Regions from separate parts of the Homo sapiens genome. Here all the other regions are linked to region 1. Evidence: read pairs that join two places in POLR2A ChIA-PET (ENCODE). Cell type or tissue: MCF 10A. All regions are shown on one strand. Region 1 overlaps LOC102723967 (a long non-coding RNA gene). Region 2 overlaps SYNPO2 (synaptopodin 2). Region 3 overlaps SYNPO2 (synaptopodin 2).

What was found. Peaks named below come from ENCODE experiments on the same cell type or tissue, not always from the same donor. Only the 100,000 strongest peaks of a DNase experiment are listed, where the experiment ranks them.
Region 2: POLR2A ChIA-PET joins it to region 1 with 19 read pairs; 3 of 35 experiments call an interaction of 5 or more read pairs at or near these places.
Region 3: POLR2A ChIA-PET joins it to region 1 with 22 read pairs; 3 of 35 experiments call an interaction of 5 or more read pairs at or near these places.

Annotation. Positions count from the first base shown.
Region 1 is chr4:119,101,664-119,105,663 of GRCh38, reverse strand. All of the region lies in intron 2 of LOC102723967 (a long non-coding RNA gene), which reads right to left. Among named protein-coding and RNA genes, the nearest start is that of MYOZ2, 32 kb to the left of the region's middle. RefSeq lists an enhancer at 2,036-2,330. In MCF 10A, no CTCF peak of the experiment used is centred here; DNase peaks (open chromatin) are centred at 2,183 and 2,823.
Region 2 is chr4:119,023,637-119,027,636 of GRCh38, reverse strand. It overlaps SYNPO2 (synaptopodin 2), which reads right to left. Exons shown (of 5, transcript NM_133477.3): 3 at 199-1,010. Among named protein-coding and RNA genes, the nearest start is that of SYNPO2-AS1, 41 kb to the right of the region's middle. In MCF 10A, a CTCF peak has its summit at 1,181; DNase peaks (open chromatin) are centred at 1,566 and 2,006.
Region 3 is chr4:118,987,962-118,991,961 of GRCh38, reverse strand. All of the region lies in intron 1 of SYNPO2 (synaptopodin 2), which reads right to left. Among named protein-coding and RNA genes, the nearest start is that of SYNPO2-AS1, 5.2 kb to the right of the region's middle. In MCF 10A, no CTCF peak of the experiment used is centred here; a DNase peak (open chromatin) is centred at 2,481.

The sequences.
Region 1 (4,000 bases):
CTAAATAACAGTATTTAAGAGTAGATTTCCACTGCGAAAGTATTTGTGTGTTTATATACGTGCAATGTGTATATTATATGTAATTTAATATAAACTTTGTCTTTAATAAGTTGTGAGGCTTTTTGCATAGAAATAAGACACTGAATTAAATGACTTTCTTCAAGCTGGGTAATTCTGATTATCTTCTTCATAACAACTTTGTAATTGATAAGTTTTTAACTCTATTCAAATTGAAAGTGAAGAAATTCATTTATAAGAGGTTATATAATGCACTCAACAGTTGCATATCATTATCATATTATTAGGATATATAATTTATGACAAGCAATATTTCTGCATAGTTATTCTTGGCCATTTGGCTATGGCCATTTTCATTGAACAAACTGGCAAAACAGCAATAAAAATAATGACAGCAACAAACACCCATTTGATGTAAATATTCAGTAAAGAATAGTAAAGACAAAACCAACCTGAGATCCGTAAATTCAGTTAAGAAAGTGACAAGGTTATAGTGAAGATATGTAAAAGGGCAAGTCAAATTCTGCTTGTGTGCTCACAGACCTGTAATGCTGTGTGACGGGATTCAGTGCCAAGCCAGTTTTAGCAGTCTTTCTTTTTTTCCTTACCATGTTCACAGCCTCGATCGCTACCAACAGAGGTAATACAAGGCAATAGAGGCAAGAGGCACAACCAATAAAAGGGTAGTAGGCCCTTGGTTGGGTTTTCAAGTTACATATCTGCTCTGGTTTATGGGCTTTCTATGAGTATATGCTATTTCTTTTTCTTTGCCAAGTCACCTGTTTCTCAAGTCTTGGCTTAGGACATGTGGTAGGCAGGGAAGCATGCCACTGGCTCACAGGGAACTGTGTTTGTTACCCTTGTTCTCTGTTATTTTTACTGTATAAAGCATAAAGAACCCTGCAATTATGATGCTTAATCATTTATACTCTAGGGCTGAGGAAGGGAAGGATTATTCCCTCTGTTTTTTTATTACTATTTTTCCTATGGTCTTTCTACTTTGCTAAACAGTTAGATTTCAAGATACTACTTAACAAAGCAATGATCTACATGTTGATGTCTGACATGCAAATAATCCCCAAGAATAACTGGAAGTTTTAAGTAATATTTGAAATATTAAATTACTTAAATATCTGAAATAACACAGAGATAAGAAATAGAATTTGTTGTAGAAGTCACATTGGTCACCAAAGAGAAGCAAAACATTGTGTGTAATGTCTGCTCTAAACCTGGTGGATGATTTTGAAGAATTTGAGAAATTACTTCTTTCTAAAGAAGAACTTAATAAAGGCTCTGAATAGCTGAAAACTAAATGAATAAAATTAAACTACTGTATTACACAGGTCAACTTTTTCCTCACTTATAAAACCCAATTATTAATTATGCATCAGACTGCATTAATTGCTACATATATACCTTATGCATAACTTTTATATGTATATTTTTTCTTGCTTAATGTTCACAGCAATATGCATGGATCAGGCATTACTATCCACATTTTGCAAATGAAAAGTCTAAAACTTAGAGCAATTAAGAAGCTTTCCCTCAACCTAGAGCTAGTAAACAGACCCAAGATTTGAAGCTAGGTGTGTTGGCTAAATCTACATACCTAACCCCCATATTATAGTTTTTCCTTTGTGGGTTTTTTTGAAAAAAAAAAATTTAATCTGCATTTTATATTGTACAAAAGTGAACTGGCTAAAGCCTTCATTCTTTCTAATTACTATTTGCTTCTGAACTAAAGCTATAAACTTTTATTATATTTGGTGAGCATTTTTGAATTAAACTAGAAGATTAGGATACAAGTTCATGGACACACAGTATAAAACACTTTTTAAAAGACACTGGCACACTCGTTCTCACCTAGACAACAGATCATAGTTTGAAAATCTGTTTTTGTGAAAAAAGCTGAACCCTAGCTCTTGAATTAGCTATCCCAGTACCCATGTTGAAATAGCTCAAAAACATTCCTAGGAAAAATACTCCTAACTTAGTGGGAGTGGTTTTATAATAAAGGGTGAATTACTTTTGCTTTATGGATCATTCCTTTTTTTTTTTTTCCTTAGTCATCTGTTACTCTTAGCTGCTGGTAATGGAGAGGAAATGGTCTTACATCATTTTTCAAGCATGTTTAGTATTAGGTCATTGTTAGTGGATGGAAGGAAGTTGAATGCTTGGAATTTAAGTGACTTACTCAAGATTACAACAGTGAGTCATTTACTCAGCCAAAAAGAGAGCAAGGAACTTCCTGGATACAAGTGTGGTGTGCGCTGGCAGCTCCATCTGCCCCTTCTTTATTGATGCCTTTTCAAAACTATGGGCTTTTTGTGAAGGCCAGATGGGTTTGCCCTTGAGTGTGACCACCACTCTGCTCCGAGATACATCAACTTGAATGAGGATTTGTTTTGATGGTTGGCATATAAGCCTCAGAGTTTTATTTTGAGATGTTAAATCTAAAAGCGAAGATTACATGTTGATTGCTAATTTCTTTGAACAAATTTTGCCCTAAGAGTTTATTGTAAAAATTAACTGGGCATGGTGGTGGGCGCCTGTAATCCCAGCTACTCAGGAGGCTGAGGCAGGAGAATCGCTTGAACCTGGGAGGCGGAGGTTGCAGTGAGCCGAGATTGCGCCACTGCACTCCAGCCTGGGTGGCAGAGCCAGACTCCATCTCAAAAAACAAACAAAGTTTATTGTTCCTGAAGGACGAAGTCTTTGAACTTCAGGTAGTCATGAGTTGAGGTGTGGGTATAAGGAATGGGGACAATGTGCCCCACTGCCCTCTTGTTTTGAAACATAGCTTACAACCATTACCCATTCACTTGGTATAATGTAGTATTTCAGGATAGGCACGGTTAGTTCTGACTCACACAGGTATCACTGTTGTCTGGACATGAATGATTTCTAGAGTTCATTTCTCATGAAACATGTTTTTATTTGCAGGGCTTTAGAGCTTTGAAATTAATTCTACATTATACATTGATGATTCTTTTGTCAACTTTGTTTTTCTCTGTCTATTCCTAATTCTATCTACCATATAATTTCTGTATAGTAGTTGTTTCCATCACAATTTTTTTCTGTGAGCTGTGATTACATAAAATTAGCCTTGTTGACTTATACTTTGATATCTTTCTTGAGACAAGCCAGCGATGACCCCAGTTGGACTGGAACAACAGACCACTTTGTTGGTGTCTTTTAATACAGCCAATACTAATAGGAAGCTTTATCTTTCTTAAGTATCTTCTTTCGCTTCCCCTTCACAGAACCTTACAGGGGCCCCATGGATCAGCAATATTGCTTATTAAATATAATTTCAACTTTTAATAAGATTTTCTAAATTCTTCTGATCACTTCCTACTTTCCTTACATAATGACAGTCATTGCACATCAGAATACAGGCCCTCAGTCCAGCAATGTGATTTTCGTTCTTATGCTCAGGTCATATGATATTCGTCAAAGTGGTTGCTCCCTCTACTAGTCACTCTTGGAATGTACTCCCACCCCCACTCCAATGACATCTCTCACCTCCTCTAAAAATCATTTTCTGCTGTGGTGTTCTTATCTGCCCATGATAGTTATTATATTTATTGTCTTCAGAGAGTAGAAAACAGAAAAAGACCAAGAGGGTAACTGTAGTCAGTTTAATTCTGTCTCATCATCACTTCCCGTCAGCAATCCACATTCCCCCAACCATACATGACAACTTACTTGCATCTGTAACTTTATGTTTTGCCCTCTTTCCTATTACAAGAGGTGAATTGTCCATTTTTTTTTCTTTTTTTTGAGACAGGGTCTCACTCTGTCACCCAGGCAGGAATGAAATGGCACAATTACGGCTCACTGCAGCCACTATCTCCTGGGCTCAAGTGATCCTCCCACCTCAGCCTCCTAAGTAGCTGGGACTACAGGCATGTGCCACCATGCCTGGCTAATTTTTGTATTTTTTGTAGAGACAGAGTCTCCCTATGTTGCCCAGGCTGGT
Region 2 (4,000 bases), 78 kb after region 1:
AAGTTCGGACTTATTGCTTCCTATTTAGAAATTGGTATTCTCCACAATTTCACATTTGTGATTTTGTGCATTAATTAAATATTTCTTTAAGCCAATGAGAAACATAAGAAAAATCTTGCTGAAAAACTCATGCAAGCAAAGAAGCAGCAAAATGCCCCCAACTCCCAAGCCCCTTCTGAAAGCCCAGGCAGAACTTACGTGCATGCCGCGCTCGGTGCTTGTGAGGTCTGCTGTGATCTTTTTCCGAGCGTGGATCTTCTCCCTGCTCTGTGCCTTCTGATGAGACGGCAAAGGATACCAGAGAAGGAGGTGCTTCTGACTGCCCTCCTTCCACTGGAGAATCCACACACTCCTTTCCTGCCTGAAGCCTGCACCCTTCTGTCTTCTGCCTGTCAGAGCAGTCGAGGATCACTTCCACCCGGGGCAGTCCCGCATCTCCTGCTTCACTTTCCTGGATCACTCTCAACTCTCTGCCACTGGAGATCTGGATTATCTTGCTGGACCTCAGGAAAGGGTCTGCTTTCTCATTAGTAGGGATCGAATTTATGTGGACAATCCTGTCATGTGACAAGTTAGGGTCTGGGTCAGGAGACTTAGATTTTTCAGCTCCCGGGAGAGCCACTAAAGGGCCACTAGCGCCCTTATGTCTCTCCTGTGAAAGGGACAGTTGCAGCTCAACCACAGGCCCAGGCTGTACCGCTTCTACCTTCTCCCTTAAGATCAGCTCTTCTGCCACGCGTCCTCTTTGGGAGTCAGGCATTTGGGGAGCCCTTTGGTAGCTCGGGCCTGTTTCTTCTTTCAAGCTGCCTGCACAGTCGGGACCACTTCTTTGGTTCTCAGCTAGGGGAACTTCAGTCTTGACAGGGGCGAGGAAGAATTCTGTGCACTGGGTCTTTGTGGCCGGTCGAATCTGCAGGGTGGTACTTTCCACATAACCCCCATGTGTGAGATGCTCGAGGTTTTTGTTTTCATTTTCAGATATCAAAGCCTCACTTATTCCACTGGATGGTCTGCACACAGAAAAATCATTCCAGACACTTAAATCAGACTATGTTACATCTGCCAAAGAACTTCCTGACACTTTTGTGATGTCTAATATGTGATATAGTCAAAATATTTTCTTCTAAATGTCAGTTGCAACATATTTGAAAACAGAAGGTGGCAACATGTTCATATTATTACTTAAAGAGATACCAAATAAACTTTTTTAAAAGCACAAAGAAACTCTTACACAAGATTATGAAACCTGAATCCATCCTAAATTCAGCTTTTATTTTTAAAAAACTACATGGATCCCGTTTATCTGTAAGTACTTGGAATCTGGGTATCTCTTATAATGAGTTTGCTAGAATGTGACAAAGCATTTCAATGTCTTATTGACTAAGTTTTGGTCTAGACATTATGAAGTCACATAAACATATCCAGCACCTTCAGATCAATCTTAACTTACAGATAACTCAACTAGTCCTTTTAGAGGCTGTGCTTTCTTGAAAGGAATGAAATAGAAGCTGTTTTTTAAGCCCCAGTGAGCATGTGTTTCGTAATAAGTGGACCCAGCCCAGTACTCTTGCGTAAAGAGAAATCCTTTCCGTGCTGCAATGAATCATTAAGTCATGGAGTATTTATAATCTGAGATGTCTCCCTTTCTTCTATTTGGATCTGTTTCTTGGAGCATTTTCTTTTTAGGATATCTGAAGTCAAACTGTTCCTTTATCTCTCAGCTAAGGAGCCTAGAGCTGTACACCACAGCTCTTTGATTTTGATCTTCCCAGTTGTCTGTGCAAATTTGGGTTTCTGAGAAGAAGCAATGTCAGTTTAAGAGTTAAATAACTTCTTTCTGAAACTCTAATTTAAACTGTAAATGTTTTTAGAGGTATTATTCACAGAACAGCTGTAGGAAATGCCTTCATTTTTTATATTTGTATTTTTTTTAATTTTGGAAGCAGCATAATTATCTTTGCCCCTTTCCTCCTTCCTTAAAAGACAGTTATGACTCATGCAGGCACGTCAGCTGAAGGGCGTGAGCTTCTACTTGGATTCTACTCAAAGGAATTTACCTTAGAATTTATGTGGTAGTGCAATTTCCGACCAATGCTCAAAATACTTACTCCTACCTTTGCTTTCAACTGCATTTGGCAAAACAAAACTAAACAAAATGAAAACAAACTAACAGTTAAACAAAATGCACCTTTCTCTATACGCAAGTAATTGGAAAAGCTTCCCTGTAATACAGTATTTATACAACATTATAATATCGTATTAAAAAAGCATGATGTTAGCAAATTAGATCATTATTATGTAGAAAATGTTAAATACATTGTTAAACTGAATTTGAGGGTACCAAAAGGTCAGAGAGTTTTAATTTAGGAAGGCCTTGGGATGGAAGTAGATTAAATCACTTTGAATAACGTTAGCAATCAATTGTGAAGCTGAGAAGAGAATAGTTTCAATTCATGCCAGCCTTGTAGACCAATACAGACAAATGGCCAGATAAATATTAACATTTATCAGCAGCTGAAGTAAAATAAATAGACATGAGTAAATATCATAAAAGCATGAGCGAATAAAGCTTTATGCCTTAAAACATTCATTTCCCATCAGTCTACATAGGTATTCATCAAGTCCACAATTTATGTGTCACAATTATAGAATTTTTAAAATCTTATTTTAAGAACATTCAAGATAATAGAGATGGAATGTTAAAGGAGTTATTTTAAAATAGTCTTACTGAGCTATCTCTGGGCAATAGTTCAGGAAAAGTAAAAACACTTGTCCTCTACTGATAGATGACAGTGATATGAGTGACAGAAATATTTATTGCAGGAAACAATATTCAGATATTTAAAATAGTGGTAGTGGTGGTGATGATAATAATTGCTTTTGACTTGATTTTCAATTGAGATTCCACTTTGAATCCTACCAATTAGTTACTTACTTTGTAATTTTTTTTATTTTATAAATTTAATTATGTATTAGTAAATTATGTATTTTATAAACTTATTTTCTCTTCATAACATGAAGGAAGGATTCTAAGGCCTTAAACACTGAGTTTGATGGGTAAATATTTAGATTATAAGAATAATGCTAGATTTCCATTGTTGTCTCAAGATTTTGGCCATAGTGAGTTCATTTTCATCCCGGAACAGAATCATACTGAATGATTAGCAGAGGGGTAACTGTGCGTAGTGTTTCTGCAGAGTTGAGGAAAAACCTGGAGGACCTTGAGGTTCATCTTGAGATGTCCTCTGACATCTTCCTAAAAGCTGCTCTCCAGGAAGCCAAAGCTTTCCTTTCTGGATTCATTATCATGCAATAGCCAGAGCTTCCGTTGCAAAATCAGTATGGATTGTACTGTGATTTGTACACCATAAAAATGTCAATGCTGTAGTTTTCCTTGTTATTGTCCTCATTGTTTTCTTTTGTTTTTTACATTTAAAGGTTTCTTTTATATTGTTAAACAACTATGTGGGGATGGTGGTATTTGAAGAGATTGAATTCCCAAATGACCTGTGTTGGTCGTGCAAAAACCTTATTCTAATCATCTGCTTTTGTCCATCCTCAAATATTGGTTTTACTGGAGAAATCCGGCTGCTTGTAAGTTTTTGTTGTTGTTTCTCTTTTCTGTCTCTTAAGCATCCTTTTAATGAAAAATTGTACAGTTTAATGGTCTAATATTTAAACATTTTTAATTCATCTGTGCATCTGATAATTACAATTGAGTGATTCTGATCCATCACAAAATCTTGACCTATCAAAGAAATATTAAGTTATGCTCAATATACTGAGCTTTCTAAGGAAGGAGCCTAAAATACCTAAGATTTTCAACAAAGTGCTTGAAACAAGCATTTTCAACTTAATTCTCAATTAACCAGAAAGTTTGGTTGACTAGAATTGACTATTTTTCAAACACAGTGGTGTTTCTGTTTAACTATACCTAACCTTCTACAAAGCACCCCTAATTTCTCCATAAATGACAAGTTATATATGTAGTAAAAGCTAT
Region 3 (4,000 bases), 110 kb after region 1:
CCCTGAATCCTTTCCAGTCGAACTCCATTAAGCACTATCCTCTCCCCGTTTTATTCTATACTTTCACTTCCTCAGCCAAGCACTTCTCTGCTTCGGGGCATTTCTATGTACTGTTTCTGCTTACAATGCTCCTCCTCTCACCCTTTGCATTGCCTGCTGTTTCTTACCCATTGATTCTTTGATGATATGAGGCCAGAAGTCCTCCCAGCCCCTTTCCCTCTAAGTACAATTGTTAGAACTACAGGAGTCTCTACTTGGCTCTGCCCCAAGCACCATTCAGGCATCTCTGCAAAAGTCAGTGCCTAAGGAGCTTCAATAGGCAACATATACCTCTTTCTTCTTTCTCTTCTTCTCCCCCACCCCTGCTCTGTCTCCCAAAGTCTAATCACTTCAATCTTAGACTTTGATAGAAGGCTCAACTTTGATGGAAACTTCTCTTGAAGAGCATTCCACTGGTAGTTATAATGAGCAGTAGGTCATGCAGTTCCTTTCCTTAATTAAAAAAACAAAAACAGGCCGGGTGCGGTGGCTCATGCCTGTAATCCCAACACTTTGGGAGGCTGAGGCGGGTGGATCACCTGAGGTCAGGAGTTCAAGACCAGCCTGTCCAACATGGCGAAACCCTGTCTCTACTAAAAATACAAAAATTAGCCAGGTGCGGTGGTGCGTGCCTGTAATCGCAGCTACTCAGGAGGCTGAGGCAGGAGAATTGCTTGAACCTGGGAAGCAGAGGTTGCAGTGAGTCAAGATGGCCCCACTACACTCCAGCCTGGGTGACAGAGCAAGACTCCGTCTCAAAAAATAATAAAAAATAAATAAAAAGTGGTCACGCACTAAAAAGAGTCATTTAATTAGGCCAGAACTAGGCCCGGGAAGTTGAATTTAAAGTCCTGGAACTGATGGTATTAGCTGCACAATTTTATGTTTAAACCCAAAGGAGTTGACTTGGAAGGGCCTGTTGGCCCAGTTCAGGCTGCATGTGGAGCTGCTTTCACCTGGTGCTCTTGCCGGAAGCCCCTGAATGCATTTGAGGGTTACAATTATCCAGCTTAGGCCGGGCATGGTGGCTCACACCTGTAATCCCAGCACTTTGGGAGGCCGAGGCGGGCAGATAACTTGAGGTCAGGAAAACAGAGACCAGCCTGGGCAACATGGTAAAACCCCATCTCTACTAAGAATACAAAAATTAGTGGGGTATGGTGGCACGCACCTGTAGTCCCAGCTACTCAGGAGGCTGAGGCACGAGCATCGCTTGAACCCGGGAGGCAGAGATTGCAGTTAGCTGAGATTGCGCCACTGCACTCCTGCCTGGGCGACCGAGCGAGATTCTGTCTCAAAAACAAACAAACAAACAAAAACCAATTATCCAGCTTAGCCTCCCTGCTCAGAATTGCTGGGTCTATTTGTTTGGTCTGGTCTGTCACTCTGTCTGGAAGGTAAGATCCATGAGAACAAGGACCATGTCTGTTTTGTTCACCATCTTATCCCCAGCATCTGGCACAATATTTGGTGTATAATAGTGCTCTGTAAACATCTGCGGAATAAATAATTCAATAAGGGACTTATTGATTCTTCAGGGTCAAGCAAAGATGTATTTCCTGGGAGAAGTCTCTCCTCCTTTTCTCAGGCAGCCATTGCTCTTGCCTCTGAGCAACCACAGCACTGCACGTTTCTTTGTGAGAGAAAGGAATAGAACATTTCCTGAGGGTCCATCCTGTGCACCATGTGAGCTGTCAGTTCTATGTGTTTCTCCCTTCATTCTTTCAATAATCCAATATGATAGGTATTATTACCCATACTTGCAGAGGAGAAAACAGGCTAAAAAAAAATCCAAGTCATACAGCCAATAATAGATCACAAAACCTGTATGCAAAGCCAGCCCCATTTCCGTCTTCTCATTAAATCACTCTGCCATATGGGATTATGCTTGATGTTTTAATGTATCTGTTTACAAATATGTCTCACCTTTAGGGGCAGAGGCCATGTATATTCATCTCTGTATTCATGAAAGATTTAACATCTGAATTAGAGAGTACATGAATGAGTGAAGTGGATCGGTCTACTGATGGACGGGGGTCTTTGCAGCCTCAGGGCTTACTCTCAGGGACTCTTGGTGTTGTCTCCTTGGAGAGCTTCTGTCTGTGTCCCTGCGTGAACACAAGTTAGGCCTCCTCCACCAAGTCCCTAACTCTTAGTACATCCACTTATTTCTTCTGTCTGTGCCACAAGATTCCCAGTTACTGTGTGCATTTGGCTTATGTTTGCTTCACAGGATATTTCTATCATGATGAATCAATGATATTCCATGGAAGCATGACTATATGACACATTCCTTTATTACTCAGAACACAAACTGTTTTTTTACTTGCAGCTGAAGTCACTGCTAGCACTGACTGTCAGTCAATAAAACGAGTCCGTGACTCTGTCAGATTCTTTTGGGAAATCAAAAATAGCATGCTCTCTGTCTTCAGATGCCCTCAGGCTTGCTAGGGAGATATGATCACACATGAAACAATTAGAGAATGGTGCAAACAAGTTCAGAATCATATGCCAATTTGAGTCACAGTTTCAGGCTCTGACTCTCACTCAGTCTTAAGCTTGCCAAAGCCTTAGCTATTCCCAGTTACACTCCAGAAACCTCTTCACATGCTGTTTACTCCCCCAGAAGATGAACACCTCCTCTCAAGCTATGGGCACAACATCCCACAGGCATAATCATGAGCCAGGGCCTGATGCTTTCAAATGTATTCAGGGTCTTCTGGCAAGGGCAGCAGGCTAAAGCAGCTGAGTGCAGCCGGAACCAAGCTCAGATGCTTTCCCAAGTCAACTGCCCTGTGTTTAAACATTAAAGTATGCAGTTAAGATCCCTAGTTCCAGGCCTTTAAATTCAATTTCCAAAGCCTAGCTCTGGCCTAATTCAATGACTCTTGTTTTATGTGTGACCACCTTGTTCTTTTTTTGTTGTTTTAACTGAGGAAGGGAACTGTAAGACCTGCTTGGTCACCATAAGTACCAGTTGAGTGTTCTTCCAGAGAAGTTTTCATCAAAGTTGAGCCTTCTGTCAAGATGTGGAGACCCTCAAGTCTGAAGCGATTCGATGACTTTGGGGTGGGGGAAGGTGCATGTTTCCTGTGGAGGCTCCTTGGCCACCAACCTTCGCAGAGATGCCGGCACTGTGCTTGGGCAAAGCCAAGTGTGAGGCTCCTGTAGCTCTCACAGCTGTGCTTACAGAGAAAAGGGCACACAGGATGTCTGGACCTGAAACTCCTCATCATAATGTCAATTGAATTCCTCCCAAAATGAAAGCTGTGGCCATTTATTAATAAAAATAAAAGCCCACATTTTCACAAATGTTTTTCAGAATAACTCGTAGGTAAAGAAACTCCTTGGAGCTTTTCTAAAGGAAATGCTGGATGTACTTTCCAAAACTTCAGTTGGAAACTAAACAGAATCCAAATGTCCTGTCTTGTAGTTGAAAGCAAGTACCATTTTTAGAGTTAGGTTTTGCTCAACCTGCTGTATAAGGTTGTGTTAGGAACCTCTGCTTTTAGGGAAGTTTCCTGCTGTTCCCTGGGGCAGAACTGTTTCATTTCACATTTATTTGCTTCTCCATTAACACCTTTTTCCCATCCCCAGGAAAAAAAAAAAACACTAAATTATTGGTTTTCATAAAAACATGACAGTGTACAATATTAAAACCTAAAAACCAAACCAAAATAGAACAAATACAACAAGCTACACAGGTGTACATTCACATAAATTAATGTTAGAAGTACTGGCAAATAATAGTTTATGCAATATTTGCTCTAGCTATTCAAATAAACAGGACTAAAATAACTTTCCTGCTCATGAAATCAAGTGTGAAAATTGAGGCAGTACATGTGCAGATTAGCAAAAACATGTTGTTATGTTTGAATTTGAGCTCAAATTCTCCCAACCAATAGCTCTGTGGCTTTGGGAAAAATAATGATAATTTTAATATTTATTGAGAATTATTACC